2 separate regions of the Homo sapiens genome follow, and region 2 is linked to region 1. A link is a loop called in an ENCODE intact Hi-C map of the cell type or tissue named here. Cell type or tissue: PC-9. All regions are shown on one strand. Each heading gives the region's core, and the rest is flanking DNA. Links, peaks and the distances in the headings are about the cores only.

Region 1 (7,498 bases), core at 1,605-6,604:
CTCTGAATCCTCCACTCTGCCTGAGCAGCCCTGTTGGCCTGGAGTTGCTTGCATCTTTGCTGACTTAGTTTTCCCAGGTACTCACTCACACCACCGCTGATGGAGCCCCCAAGTCTCAGTTGAATGCACCTTCCCTGCACTGGTTCCTGTCCATCCCAGCCTCTCTGGGGCCTCTCCCGTCTGTCTGAGGATGTTCTGCCTGGGTGGTAGTTCCCATCTCTGCCACTGCCTCCTGGAGGGGCTCCCATCCCCACCCAGACCCCTTCTGTGGCTGGTTCTGGTGGAGAAGCCCTCCAGGGGCTTTCCGAGAAACAACTTGAAAGAAGAAAACCTCAGACCCTGCCCCCGGGTGTGCGTGAACTCCAGGTTGGAAGGCGTTTGTGCGTTTCCTCCCGGCCTCCTGCATCCAGGTCTCTGTCTCTGGATCATTTCCATGAAACCCGCCCCTCCTCTCTGGGAGCATTTAGGATCTTCTCCTTGTCCACGAGGGTGTGGAATCTCACAGAGATCCCAGCAGGAACTTCCAACCCGGAAACTCATGCCCTGGGCTCTGGGAAGCCAGCTCAACCTCCCCTTGAAGACTCCCTGCCCTCCGATCTTCCTGGAGCTCTGACCCCCGGCGTCTCTCAGGCTCTGCTCATTTTCCTGACTTTATTATTTCCACCTCTTTTTCCTTTACTCATGGAAAGACCTCTTCAGCGTTAACGTCAAATGCTTCTCCGGGATCGTTAGGGCTTTTGCTCTCATGCTTTTAATTGTTGAGCCGTTTTCATGTCTGAATTTTCTTTCTGCAGCGACTGATTTTCATTTGGTCGGTGCGGTGCTTTCACTGGTCTCCGAGGATCCTGATGACAGCTGCCTTTGTCTTTCTTTTAAGAAATTTTTTTATTTTAATGCTTGTGGGTACACAGTAGGTGTATATATTTATGGCGTGTCTGAGATGTTTTGATGCAGGCGTGTGATGCATAACGGTCACATGGAGGATGGGGTGTCCATCCCTCAGCACTTACCCTTTGTGTTACAAGCAATCCAATCACACTCTTCGTTATTTTTAAATGTACGATTAAGTTACCGTTGACTGCAGTCCCCGCGTTGTGCCACAGATGCCGGGCCTCTGTCTTTTCTTCATTCCGTGTGTTTCTGTCCTTTCCGGCCTCTGTCTTTTCTTCGTCCCGCGCATCTTTGTCCTTTCTGGCCTCTGTCTTTCCTTTCCTTTCCTGTCCTGTCCTGTCTGCATTCTGCGCATCACTGTCCTTTCCAGCCTCTGTCCTGTCTCCCCTCCCCCTCCCTCCCTTCCCCTCCCCCTCCCCCTCCCTCCCTTCCCCTCCCCCCACCCTTTCCTTTCCTGCCTCTGTCTTTTCTTCATTCTGTGCATCTCTGTTCCCTCCAGCTCGTCTTCTCAGGTTGGGTCTCACTCCTGTCTTTCACGGTGGCCTCTTTCCTTAAGAACCCAGCAATGCTGGCGCAGGTGCCAGAGCGGGCCTGTGCCGTGTGTCCTGGGGGCCGCCATATCTGCGCCCTGGTCCTTTCTCTGGGCCGTCAGACCCCCCAGAGGCCTTGTGGTGGAGGCGTGCAGTGCTCTGACGCTGGTCTGGGGGAAGGGCCCGGGCTCGGTGTCCAGGGCTCCCAGCTGCCACCTCTGCAGGGCCGAGGAAGAGCCCCTCGAGCTTTTCCACAGAATGGGGGGACCTGGGTGGCTAAGGGCTCCTCGACTGTTCAGCAGCATCTGAAGCACGTCCAGCTGCATCACGCATTGGGATTTCCGGCTACGCAGCACGTGGCTCCCTCGCGTTGAATGTGGCTTGATGTTGGTGTCGTTGATTCACTTTGAGAATGTGATCCGAGTCGCTCGGGCACCGGTGGCCACTGTGCCACTTCCCAGCGATCTCTCTGGTTTTCAGGGCTTTACGTGGACTCACGCACTGTGGATGCTGCCTGGTTCACAGCCTCTTCCCTTAAAGTTTGTTCCTTCAGCCGCATCTGCTGGAGCCTCGGCTCACTGTCCAGCCCCAGCTCACCCCCCTCCCTCACCCCCGCCTTCGACACCCCCACAACCCCACTGGGCCCCCGGGCTCCCCTCCGCCAGGGCATCGTCAGCATGGCCACCTGGCTCATGGGGCGGCTGGTCCCTGCCGCAGATGGTCTCCCTGAGGAGAGAGAATCGTGCCCAGACTGTGACCATGTGGCTCATGGGGCGTCTGGCCCAGCAGGGCCCCCAGGACAGCCCTGAGCCCCAGCCAGCCCTCCCGTTCAGGTGACAACTGCTTGGGGCCCTTTGCTCTTGGGTCCTCACTCGGCTCCATCTTCTCTCCTGTGCGAGGCACCGGCGGAAACCCTCCGCACCTGCTGCTTTTGTCATGAGCATTGTGTCCTCAGGCATCTGGCCCAGCCACACTGTCCTCCTGCCAGCTTCCTGTTTCCATCCAGCCAGCGGGACGGAACCTCTGCCCAGTGGCTTTGAGGTTTGAAACTGAAGTCCCCCGAGATGCTCTTCAGGGCCCAGAGGGGTCACAGCTTAGTCCTCGTCCTGGCCAATGGGAGGACGGTGCCCCTGGCTCTGACACCCCCGCTCCTCATGTCACCAAGCCCCATGCCAGGCTGTGCCCCTCCAGTCGGCTCGGCCCCTCAGGGCTGCCTGGCATGAAGCAGCCTCGGCTCAGGGCCACCGCAGACGCCCTGGTTTGGAAGAGACCTGCCGGGTGTCCAAACCCCACTCCTCCAGGCTCCCCCTGGGAGAAAAGCAGCAGTGGGGACCCCGGCTCCCTCCTTACAAGGGTGTGACAGATACAACCTCACAGCACCTCAGTTTCCCCAAGCATAAACAGAGGTAATGGCAGGTACCCTCCCCATAGCCATCGATGGATGGCTGCGTGAGTCCATGAGCTTCACAGTCTTGGGGCAGCCCCAGGCGCAGTCGCACTGAGCCCTGTGTACGACAGCAGTTCAGGGCTTGGGTTCGGGACGGGGGGAGGCCTGAGTTTCTGCCCCAACCCTGAGCTCTTCCAACCTGAGCTTTCCCCTGTCTGGTACGATAGAGCTGTGAGGTAAGCACAGTGGTACTGGGCTGAGTGGTGTCCTCCAAAATTCATTTCCTTCCAAACCCATGAATGTGACCTTCCTGTATTGGGACATAGGACAGTGGCGGATGTCACGAAGCTGAGATGAGGTCACACTGGATTAGGGTGGGCCCTAAATCCAGTATGACTGCTGTCCTTACAAGAGGGAGATTTGTACCCAGACACACTGACAGAGATGCAGATTCACAAGAAGAACATTCCAGAAGCGAGGGGGTGTGGAGTACACTCTCCCCAAGAGCCTTTGTCAAGGGGCCCGTCCTGCCAACACCTCGCTTGCAGCCCATCGGCGCTGGTTTTGGCTCCTGGCCTCCAGGCTGTGAAGAATAACCCCTGTTGTTCGAGCCACACAGTTTGCAGTCATTCATTAAGGCTGCCCCAGGAAGCTGACATGGTGTCGCCAAGTTCCGGCAGGTACAGCGTATGGACACACGATCACACTCAGAAAACACGAGCGTCCACCACCATCACCACTATGTGTTACCGGTATTACCACTGCTGCTGTCAGAAGCCACAGAAGAGGCTGAGGAGGTCAGGCCCCTGTCCCAGGACCTCCAACAGTGCCTCATCCCTCAGCAGACAGGGTGAAAGGCAGGTGGAGGGACGTGCTGCATGGCTGTTGTGTGCCTGTTGCGTGGCTGCTGTGGCAAAGGTTTGTGTGCACATAAGCACCTGGAGAGAAAATCCGTCCCTGTGGATGGAGGACCCCCACAATGGGGTCCCTGCTGTACAAGAAGAGGGCAATCCTCATTATTTTTTCCTCCCTTTCTCTCACCACTTTGTCCTGGCAGCAAGCCTGTTTGCACAGAACCATGCAGCAGGAATGGCAGCTATGACCCCAAGAGAAACATCGTCTTTCTCATCAGAAGACCAGGAGTCATCCCCAGGAGGCAGCAGGGTGGGGGACGTAAGCAGAGGAGAGAGCAGGAGACAGGACCCCGCTTCTGTGTACGAACTGACACGTGTCCTGGCTCATCCCAAGCTGCAGGTGTGGAACACACCAGAGACACAGCGTAAAGCACTTTGAGCTGCACTGACGTGAACCTGTGCCCAAGGCCCCAAGGACTGCCTGTCAGGGGCAGACCCACCCCGTGCAGCAGAGGCTTTGACAATCAAACGGATATGGAAACAAGGCTCCCAGAAGGAGAGAGAACCTGCGAGCTGAGCCTCACTACTGGGCTGCCTGTGACTAAGACAAAACAAAAAATAATCCACATTCCCTAGATGGTGCCTCAGGACCCAGAGCCTCAGGGCACAGGTGAAAAGTGTCCGGGATGAAGTCTGGGTTAGTTCCAGGACCCAGAGCCTCAGGGCACAGGTGAAAAGTGTCCGGGATGAAGTCTGGGTTAGTTCCAGGACCCAGAGCCTCAGGGCACAGGTGAAAAGTGTCCGGGATGACGTCTGGGTTAGCTCCCTGTTACTGCTGTAGCACATTACCACACACTCATGGCTTCCAACAACACAAACACATTCCCTACAGACCCGTGGCTGAAGCCTGGAATGATCTCCGTGGGCTAAAGCGAGGAGCCCCATGGCTGTGCTCCAGAATCTGCAGGCCTAGGGGGAACCATCTTGCTGCTTTTCCCAGCTTCAAGAGGCTGCCTGCGCTCCACACCTTGGCTCAGGGCCAAGGCCAGCTATGCAGCATCACTCTGACCCTTCTTCTGTTGCCACATCTCTTTCTCTGGCCCAGTGAGAAAGATTCTCTACTTTTAAGGATTCTTGTGATTACGGTGAACCTGCTTGGATAATCTCCCCACCTCAAGACCTGCTTAATCACATCTGCATGATCCCTTTTACCACGTAAAGTGACATATTCACAGACTCTGGGAATCAGCATGTGAACAGCTTTGGGCCCATTATCCTGTCTATCACACAATCCTAAATTACTGTACATCCTAAGAACCAGAATATGGGACTAATATTCAAGGGAAAAGATGATAAACAGAGAATAAACTCCGAAATGACACAGATGATATAATGATAGATAAGGATCTTAAACAGCCAATATAACCATACTCCATGAGGGAAAGGTAAAGACTCTTGAAATTTAAAAAAAAGCTAAAAAGTCCCAGCAGATACACAGACACTGAAAAAAAGAATGAAATTGAAATTTTAGAACTGAGAAATAAAATACATGAAGTAAACATTTCATTGGATGAGTTTAATAGCAAATGGAGGCGACAGAGAAAAGAATCAGTGAAGTTAAAGGCAGTTCAACAGAAATTATCTAGTCTGAGAAAGAAAACATTGAAAAAAATGAACACAGCCTCAGAGGTCTGTGAGGAAATATTAAAAAGTCTAACATTTTCATCAACTGAGTCTCTGAAATGGAGGGGAAGAAAAAGATGGGTGCCATAAAGAATAATTTCCCAAATTTGGTGAAATAAATGAACAGGTTCAAGAAGATCAGCGAACCCTAAACAGGAAAATCTCTAATATCTAAGCTCAGATACATCATAATTAAGCATCAAAATTAAAATTAAAGATAAAGAAATAGTCATAAAGGTAACCAGAGAAAAATGACACATAACACACAGGGAACAATAATTTGAATGACTGTGAATTTCTCATCAGAAACCACAGAGGCCAGAAGATAGTGGACAACAAATTTAAAGTGCTAGACAAAAAATAACTACCCAGAATTCTATACCCAGCAAAAGTATTCACCACAAATGGAGGCGAAGCTGGGCATGGTGGTTTATACCTGTAATCCTAGCACTTTGGGAGGCTGAGGCAGGAGAACTGCTTCAGGTCAGGAGTTTATGACTGGCCTGGGCAACATAGCAACCCTGTATCTCTACAGAAAATTTAAAAAGTAGCTGAGCATGGTGGTGTGCACCTGTAGTCCTAATTATTTGGGAGGCTGAGGCAAAAGGATTTCTTGAGTCCAAGAGTTCAAGGTTACAGTAAGGTATGATCATGCCACTGCACTCCAGCCTGGGCAACAGGTTGAGACCCTGTCTCAAAAGAAAAAAAAAAACGATAAATAAAAGACACATCACCAGCAGACCTGCACCATAAGAAGTGCTAAAGAGAGTTTTGTTTGTTTGTTTGTTTTTGTTTTTTCTCACTGCAATGTCCACCTCCCGGGTACAAGCAATTCTCCTGCCTCAGCCTCCTGAGTAGCTGGGATTACAGGCATGTGCCACCACGCCCGGATAATTTTTGTATTTTTAGTAGAGACAGGGTTTCACTATGTTGGCCAGGCTGATCTTGAACTCCTGACCTTGTGATCCGCCTGCCTCAGCCTCCCAAAGTGCTGGGATAACAGGCATGAGCCACCGCGCCCGGCCTAAAGAGAGTTCTTAAACAGAACTGATACCACAGGGAAATGCAAAACCTCAGGAACCAAAGGAGAACAACAGACGTGGCAAGTATCTGGGAAAATATGTATACTATTTTAAACTCAAGTTCTTTAAAATATTTATGACTATATTGTCTGGGCCGGGTGCGGTGGCTGTAATCCCAGCACTTTGCAAGGCCTAGGCAGGCAGATCACCTGAGGTCAGGGGTTCAAGACCAGCCTGGCAAACATGGTGAAACCCCATCTACTAAAAATATGAAAGTTAGCTGGGCATGGTGGTGCACGCCTGTAATCCCAGCCACTCGGGAGACTGAGGCAGGAGAATCGCTTGAACCCAGGAGGTGGAGGTTGCAGTGAATCGAGATCATGCCATTGCACTCCAGTCTGGGTGATAAGAGCAAAACTCCATCTCAAAAAAATTATATTGTCTGGAGGGTTTAATGTATGTAGATATAATACATATGACAAATATAAAGCAAAAGTGTAAGAGGATTTATGTGGCTTAAGGTTTTGAGGTTTTACTTGAAGTAGTAAAATTTCAACTTTGTAAAGTAGGATTTATATATTATAATCCTTACAACAACTACTAAAAAATAAGAAAATATACACCCAAAAGCGAATAGATAAGCTAAAATGTAATACCAATACATATTCCCATAATCAAAGAGAGGGCAGAAAAGATGAAAGAGGAGAACAAAAAATAGAAAAATAATAAAGCAGTAGACTTAAATCCAATAATATCAATGATTACCAAGGGAAACTATCAGGAATAAGGAGGCATTTTACATACAGGGTCAACATACATGACACATGACCCAAACACACCAATTAGAAGACAGAGATTGTCAGACTTGATTGAAAAAAAATCAAGGCCCAACTTACATACTGCCAACAAAACACACACTTTTAATATAATGACATAAATTGATTAAAAGTAAAAAGATGGAGTAAGATATTCCAAGCAAACATTAATCAAAAGAAAGCTGGGGGCTGGGTGTGGTGGCTCACACCTGTAATCTCAACACTTTGGGAGGCCGGGGGTGGGAGGACAGCTTGAGGCCAAGAGTTCTAGACTATCCTGAGCAACGAGGGACATCCCCATCTCTATAAAAAAGAA
Region 2 (7,498 bases), core at 1,085-6,084, 1.2 Mb before region 1:
AGGCTGAGACAGGCGAGGAACCTGCAGAGGAAGAGTGGAAGCTGGCAGAGGTGGGTTCATGAGGTTTAAGGAAAGAAGCCGTCTCCATAACATAAAAACGCAAGGTGACGCGGCAGGTGCTGATGGAGAAGCTGCAGCAAGTTACCTTCCGCGTCCAGAAGATCTGGCTAAGATCACTGATGAAGGTGGTTGCGCTTAACAACAGATTTTCAATGTAGATAGAACAGCCTTCTATTGGAAGAACACCATCTAGGACTTTCCTACCTAGAGAGGCCAAGTCAGTGCCTGGCTTCAAAGCTTCAAAGACAGGCTGACGCTCTTGTTAGGAGCTGGTGCAGTGGTGACTTTCATTGGAAGCCGATGCTTATGGATCATTCTGAACATCCCAGGGCCCCTAAAAACCATGCTCAGTCTACCCTGCCTTGCTCTATAGATGCAACGAGAAAACCTGGATGTCAGCATGTCTGTTTACAGCACGGTTTACTGACTATGTTAAGCCCACTGTTGAGAACTACCGCTCAGAAAAAAAGATTCCTTTCAAAATATTACTGCTCACCGACAATGCACCTGGTCACCCAAGAGCTCTGATAGAAATGAACAAGGAGATGAATCTTGTTTCCATGCCTGCTAACTCAACACCCATTCCACAGCCCAAGGACTCATTTCAACTTTCAAGCCTTATTATTTAAGGAATACATTTTTTAAGGCTGTATCTGCCATAGTTAGTGATTCCTCTGATGGATTTGGGAAAAGTAAATTGTAAACCTTCTGGAAAGGATTCACTATTCTAGATGCCACTAAGAACATTCATGATTCATGGGAGGAGGTCAAAGTGTCAGCATGAACAGGCGTTTGGAAGAGGTTCATTCCAATCCTCATGGATGACTTTCAGGGATTCCAGCCTTCAGTGAAGGAAGTCACTGCAGATGTAATAGGAATAGATGTGAGACCAATTACTGCTAAAATGCCTGGGATATGCTCCTTTCGTCTTAGAAAGTGGCTTGTTCTTGGATGTAGCAATGCACACACTTTGAGACACATTTTCCCATGGCAGCTGGCATTTATTACGCCGATCAGGAGCCATGCTTCAGGCACCAGTGCAGCAACAAGGCAGCGTGCTGGCCAAGCCAACTCCCTCCCACAGCACGGGGCCACTGGCTTCTGTGCCCTTACACTCAGACATGACCACATGACTGCTCCTGCTTGGGAGGATAGGGGGCAAGGATGCCACGCTCCCCGGCGCTCTCTCCCACCCCACCACGCCCCCACTTGTCCACTGAGCCCCCAGCTCTCTCATCCACAGCTGGACGCAGGGACCCAGCCAGACGCTCCAAGAGGTCCCTAGAGGAAGGCAGCATCTCAAGGCAGAGTCAGGCCCTGGGGAGAAACACGCTTTTACCATCCAGGGCCATGGAGCTCCCGGCTGTGAGTGAAACAGCACCTGGCCCTGGTGCACGCACGTGGGGCACGCAGAAACCCACACACAGGGAATTCACCGAATTCTCACCCACGCGGTGGGCTGGGCCCTGCTCACCCCAGGTAAAAAACACATGACCTGAGCTGACAGGGGAGTGTAGTGTGGGCTCCACCTGAGGAGGAGGCGCAAAGGTTTCAGCAATTCAGAGAGGTGGGTGTGCCTGGAAATGCACTGGGAACAACCTCACCCCGAATCAGAGGAACTTCCCCGTTACCAGCCTGGGCCACAGCTCCACACCCGGGCCCTCTGCCGTTTGCCAACTGTAAGTGGCCTCTGCCCACCTGAGCAGTTCATGAGAAACAGGAAAACCATTTCCAGAAACCAGTTTAGAGTCAAACAGTTACCTGAGTTCAGCATTTCAAGAAGTTGGCCCTTCTATGTCACACATTATTATTTTGTATTTATTTATGAAAGCAATGCGTGCTAACCCTACAAAACTGGAAGAGGCATTGAGGGAAAGGAAGAAACTGAAGACCATGGCCACAGGCCTTCCGGGACTTTCCTGCGTGTTCGTGTCTACTCAGGGCTGACGTCGCACAGTTCTGCATCCTTCATTGTCACGTGGTATTTTCTTAAGACAATTCCATGTCATAAAAGTGCATAATTTAAAGCGCTAAATTGTATCATATCGATTCTTCTTCCATTTATTCCGATGCCCCCCCCACGCCCCCCCCCCACCCCGTGGACCTGTTCTCGTGCTGCCAGGGCCTTCACAGCACCGTTCCCTCTGCCGCCGCCGCCATGCGAAGCCCTCCTCACCCTGTAGCCCCACCAGGAGGGAAGCTCCGTCCCTCAGCAGCCAGCACTCCCATGGGGATTCCTGCAGGAGAAACCTGAGGGTAAGGGGCGAGGCGAGCAGGATAGGGCAGGACCAGGCGTCAGGAGGGGGTCCCTGTCAGCCAGTGACCCGCACCCCACTGCTGGCCCTGGGGAGGCCAGGGTGGCCATGGCACCCGCCACTGTCAGTCATTGGCTCTGGGCCACCCACAGTCTGTGCTCGTGACCTCCCAGGCATCTCCCAAAGAGGTACACAGCCTCCTCAACTCGGCAAAGGGGTACAGGCCCAGACAGGGCATCTGGGAGGCACGGCAGCACCTCCACAAGCCCTGTGGACAACGGTGGGCCCCATCTGGCACCGCCCACTCTGCACATGGCACTCAGGAGGCGCTCGGGGCACCTGTGTTCATGGAGCACAGAGCAAAATGGCACTTGCGCGCACGTGGGATTCATGCCCCAGCCCGCTGTCCTCAGCCAATGGGCAGCAAGCTGGAGATACACTCCTTCCTGGAGGCCTCGGGCCAGGGGCTCTGTCGCCAGGCTCTAGATCAGCACTGACCCCTTCCTGGATCATGACCCGGACATGGGGTGGACCTAGGGCCTCGGCTGGGGTTGGAGAGATGATAAGGGAGGCTGTGGCCTGCAAGGTGAGGCCCGCAGGGCTCAGCATTGATCTGGCCTCCCCTCAGATTGCTCCAGTGGCCTCTCTCAGCCTCAAGCTTCTCATCAGTAAAATGGTGCAGAAAACAGGGCTTCATGTCCTGGAGGGTGTGAATTCACCAGGGCCCTAAATCACCCAGACCCCTACTGTGTCCTTGCAGGGACATGGCACTCCTGCGTTTGCTTCATTCCATTAAAGAGAAAAAACACAGACACAGCCACTGGTTGTAGAGCTCGTGGTAAACAACCCACCGCCGGCGCCCCGCTCCACAGCCACCCCACAGCTGCCGTTCTGACGCGCGGCCGCCACTGTGCAGCTCTTTCTGCTGGACGTGGCATCTTCGCCTCCTCCGACATCTAAGAATCCTGGGCCAGCCCTGTGGTTCACCACAAGGAATGCCGTACATTGGGCAACTATGAGCCAGGAAACCACACTCAGAGGAGCTGGACACGGGACATCAAGGGCACTGCTGGCAGTTGAATGGTGTTTGCAGAGGGAGGCAGGGAGACGAGGGCAACCTTGACCCAAGCTCTTGCTCGGATAAACACTTAAGCAACGTTGTCAGGAAGGAATCCATGACTCGATGGTTCAGCAAATATTAGCTCAGCAGGTGGCATTCAGCTGCTGGGGGCAGAGACAGCATTGCATGCAGACACGGCTCCACTCAAGTTGGCCCGCCCTCGTGTGTGAGGAGGGCGCCCGGCCAGCCAGCACCCACCCTGGAGGCTCCCTTGGCAGGTGCAGTCCACCTGGCCCAGCTGCAGACAAGACCCGTGGCTTGGAGGTTCTGGGTGTGTCTCTGTCTCTGTGGGCTGAGGGACATCGTGGAGCCCATCCTCAGCCCCATGGGAGCCTGAGACACTCCCTCCTCACTGCTCACACCAGACCAGGTTCAGAAAGAGACATGAGGCACTGTGCGTTTTGCAGAGTCCACAGGATGAACACAAGGGTTTGGATCCCAGACGTGCCAAATGCCTAAAGGGTGCACTCATTAAAAAACAAAGCTTTGAAGCTGAGGATCATTTCTGCAATGTGGAATAATCCTTGTTTTTAGAAAAGTCAGTTTTCAATTCAATCTGTCTCATAATTGAAAATCTTTATGTAGTGAAGTATCTTGAAGTAAAACAAGCTGCTAACAAGCCACCATCACAACTTAATGAGCGCAGCACAGGGGCACTTCCCGGCACGCGCCTGCCCTCGGCCACACGGCTGGTTTCCACCAGGCTCCCCACATGTTGCCTTCAGGCTGAGCCTCGGAGGCACCCATGTTGGCCGTAGCCTTGTAGAACAGTTAAAATTCATAAATGCACTGGAGTTTTGGGGGACCAAGCCGCTCACCTTGCAGAGAAGGAAGATGAGGTGCTGAACACCCAATGCCTTGATCAAGGACATGCAGTGGCCCCAAACCAGGACCTGTCCCTTGCCCTCGGCTGCCCTGTGCCCTGGTCAGGTGTGGTCAGGCCTGTGGAGTTTCTGTTTGGTAAAGACCTTGCATCAGGCATGTCACCTCCAAGATGTCCCTCCCTTTTACCCTGCCTCTCATTACCAAGCTCAGACACAACTTTACCTGCTTCCAGACACCCAATTAAAACCCATCCACACGTAAAACCTCTTGGGCCATGAGGAGCAGGGTTACACCTGGGGGCACTGGATGTGGGGCATGGCTCTTCCTGTGCCCTGGGCCCCAGGTGCCCCCACAAAGCCCTTGGCTGCCCTTGGGTCCACCCCTCCTCACCCCCAGCACAGCAGTTTCCGGCACTGAGACTTGCGCTCTCACCTGCTGAGACTTTCGGAGCGTTCGTTTGAGCAGCACCTGTGGCCAGTAAGATCCTCGCGTTGAAAGGCCTCCCAGCCTCTGGAGGCCTCCTGGGAGCCGCTGTCCTCATAGGATGTGTCCCCCAGGGGGAAAGGCTCCCCACCCTGCCAGTTCCTCCACCAGCGGGACCAGCAGCACCCATCTGGTCCTCAGCCCGCTGGGCTTCAGATCCCTGCCAGCCCACAGGATTCTCCCAACACCCTGCCCCAAGCCCCACAGAGCCAGGGTCCCCTCACCCTGTGGGCGGCCACTGCAAAGCCATGCAGCCCCTGAGAGCCCACCCTGTCCCCGAGTGGAGTGGGCCGCCTTCCACCCGCACATCAGCACCTGTGACCGTGGCCTGCTGTCACTCTCAGCTGTCCAGGGTTGGGTGCTGGGCACTCAGGCATCTGGTGCCATTGAGGGCAGCGGGTCCCCCTCACCAATAGGGTAGAGAGGAAGGAGGTGATCAGAATAGCCCCTGTGGCTCAGCAGGCCCAGCTTGCAGGCCCACCAGAGCCTTGCAGGACCCCACTTCCCCCATCAATGGGCTGCAGAGGAAACTGCAGGGCTGGGCTTTTCTATCAGAGGACCATCCGGACATCTCAGATTACAGAGCCACAAAGACGGGGAGCTGGCGGGGCAACTCCCCAAAATCCAAAGGAGTGGGGGGCTCTAAGTCACGGCGGCTCTAAGTGGTGAGGGCTCTAGTGGTGGGAGCTCTAAGACTTGGGGTCTCCAAGTCGTGGGGGCTCTAAGTAGTGGGGGCTCTAGTGGTGGGGGCTCTAAGCCGTGGGGTCTCCAAGTCGTGGGGGCTCTAGTGGTGGGGGCTGTAAGTCGTGGGGGTCCTCAGGACCCTCTTTGGCAGAGGAGAGCCCACCTGGGCTAATGCTCACTGTCTGGAAACTAAAGACCAGCTCCGTGCACTTTAGGACGTGAAGAAAAGGCAGAGTGAAGGAGGCTCCTGAGCGTCCTGTAAACTCTTGGAAGTTCCTCCGGGTTCGGGGCGCCTCTTTCCCAAGCCAAGCCCAGCAGTGCTGTCTGCTCCCCCCACCCCTGGGCTGACCTAATGAAAGCCCGCTCTCTCCAGGCGCCCATCTGTGAGTCCGTCGCGGCAGGCCTCGGCGGGGCCCTCTCTGCTCAGAGCTCTTCTGGGTGGAACAGAGGCTTTTTGTTGCACGGGATTTCCAGGGCTGTGCTGGCTTCATGCACCGAGGGGCCTGCTCTATAGGCCACGGCCGCCGGGCCAGCGTCCAGCGGGAACACAAGGGAGCTGTGTGTCGCTGGGTCAGCATCGTGGCCCAGCCCGGCGGGAAAGTGGGGTGGCTGCTACTAAGGCTCTGGCTTGTTTGAATGAGGTTGCTTTTCCCAGAGTAGCTGAAGTGTCAGTCCACGCCGAGAGCTGGTTGCCTGCCAGCATCGTTGCCTTTAGATTTAAAATGAAAATATGACAGAGCCAGAAGCTGGGTAAACTGTTTTCCAACCCTCTCCTTTCACAAAGCCAAATGGAATAATTGAGATCAAATCCAACTCTTCAAAAATGCATTTGCCTGACAACTCTCCATGCCAAGTGTCGGCCTGAAATAATCCCTTCGCTGACGCTCTAAGCCCGGAGAAAGGCTGCCTGTCACAGGGGTGCTGACGCCGCCAGACACAACCGCGCCAATGAACTGAATCCTCACTCTGAAAGCGAAAGGGTTGGCTGCAAACTGAAGCTAAAACCAGATGCCCATCAATGCTGTTAGCAGTAAAATGACTGATGATTAGGCAAATGGTTTTACTTTGAAATGTAAAATGAATTGAAAAAAGCAATATTACAATAAAAATATAAAACCATAATTTGTCAAATAAAACAAAACTAAATGGGTAAAACTTAAAGTCATAATTGAACACTTGTGAAGTATCGTAGCATCTCACCCCTCTCAGTCCCTCTCCCGAGTCCCACCCAGCCTGGCGTGTGAGACCCTGAGGGTCCACCAGGTCACCCAGTTCCCTTTCTGTGCACCATGTCCCCAGGCTCAGCCACACAGGGTTTATCTGCTATTGCTCCTTCTTTCCAAGTGGTGTTTTCTCTGCCGTCTCTACTCCGTCTCTTACGAAGATCCAGAGCCCCCACTGAAAAGCGCTGCCTTCAAAGTCCCCCAGAACCCGTGTCTCTCCTCTCCGGTTGCACAACACAGTTACTGCAGGGCCTCTGAAGTGACCCCCATCCCACTGTCGGGCTTGGGCTGCGCGGTGATGCTGCCAACAGGAGCAGGTGCGGGCAGTCGTGGTCACGCATCCGGCTCGACTGAGTGTTCCGTATACTACTGTACAAAACTCTTATCACTCCTTCCACTTCATTTATCACTTTCCTTGCAGATGGGCATTTTCAGTTTCTCACAATTCCAAAACAAAAATTCTTCTCGAGTGTCAGTCCCTCCAGGGCATATTCCTGCAAGTGTTGTTCCTGAATCTCAGCCTCGCAGCTTCCCTCGCTGAAGATTTGCAAATTGCCTTCCTGAGTAGAGCCTCCAGTCTCTGTATTCAGTGTGACTGCCCAGCAGTCACGGGCTCTAGGCCTGGTCAGACCTGCTCCCTTCCTCAGTCGAGGGGAGAGAGGTGCATCCATCCCCAGCGGGGCACCCGCTGCAGCTCCGGTACCCCAGCCAGCTCCAGGCCGGGTGCCCATTGCAGCTTCGGTACCCCAGCCAGCTCCAGCACGGCAGGTGCCCTGTCTCCGTGGCCCGGTAGGTCTCCTCTCAGCGAGTCTCCTGTTCATGAGCTGTGCCTGTTTTTTGGTGTTTTG

What was found. A loop is a pair of places that touch in the nucleus more often than their neighbours do. Peaks named below come from ENCODE experiments on the same cell type or tissue, not always from the same donor. Only the 100,000 strongest peaks of a DNase experiment are listed, where the experiment ranks them.
Region 2: a loop joins it to region 1, with 24 times the contacts of the local background. A loop is called at or near these places in 1 of 110 quality-filtered maps.

What each region holds. Positions count from the first base shown.
Region 1 is chr5:383,736-391,233 of GRCh38, reverse strand. The region is part of intron 4 of AHRR (aryl hydrocarbon receptor repressor); the gene reads right to left. The region is part of intron 6 of PDCD6-AHRR (PDCD6-AHRR readthrough (NMD candidate)); the gene reads right to left. Among named protein-coding and RNA genes, the nearest start is that of EXOC3-AS1, 56 kb to the left of the region's middle. In PC-9, for the core only: no CTCF peak of the experiment used is centred there; DNase peaks (open chromatin) are centred at 4,253 and 4,523.
Region 2 is chr5:1,551,445-1,558,942 of GRCh38, reverse strand. LOC107986397 (a long non-coding RNA gene) reads right to left here. Exons shown (of 2, transcript XR_007059102.1): 2 at 2,988-7,498. Among named protein-coding and RNA genes, the nearest start is that of LPCAT1, 31 kb to the right of the region's middle. In PC-9, for the core only: no CTCF peak of the experiment used is centred there; DNase peaks (open chromatin) are centred at 1,712, 3,412 and 4,375; H3K4me3 peaks cover 503 bases; H3K27ac peaks cover 369 bases; H3K27me3 peaks cover 384 bases.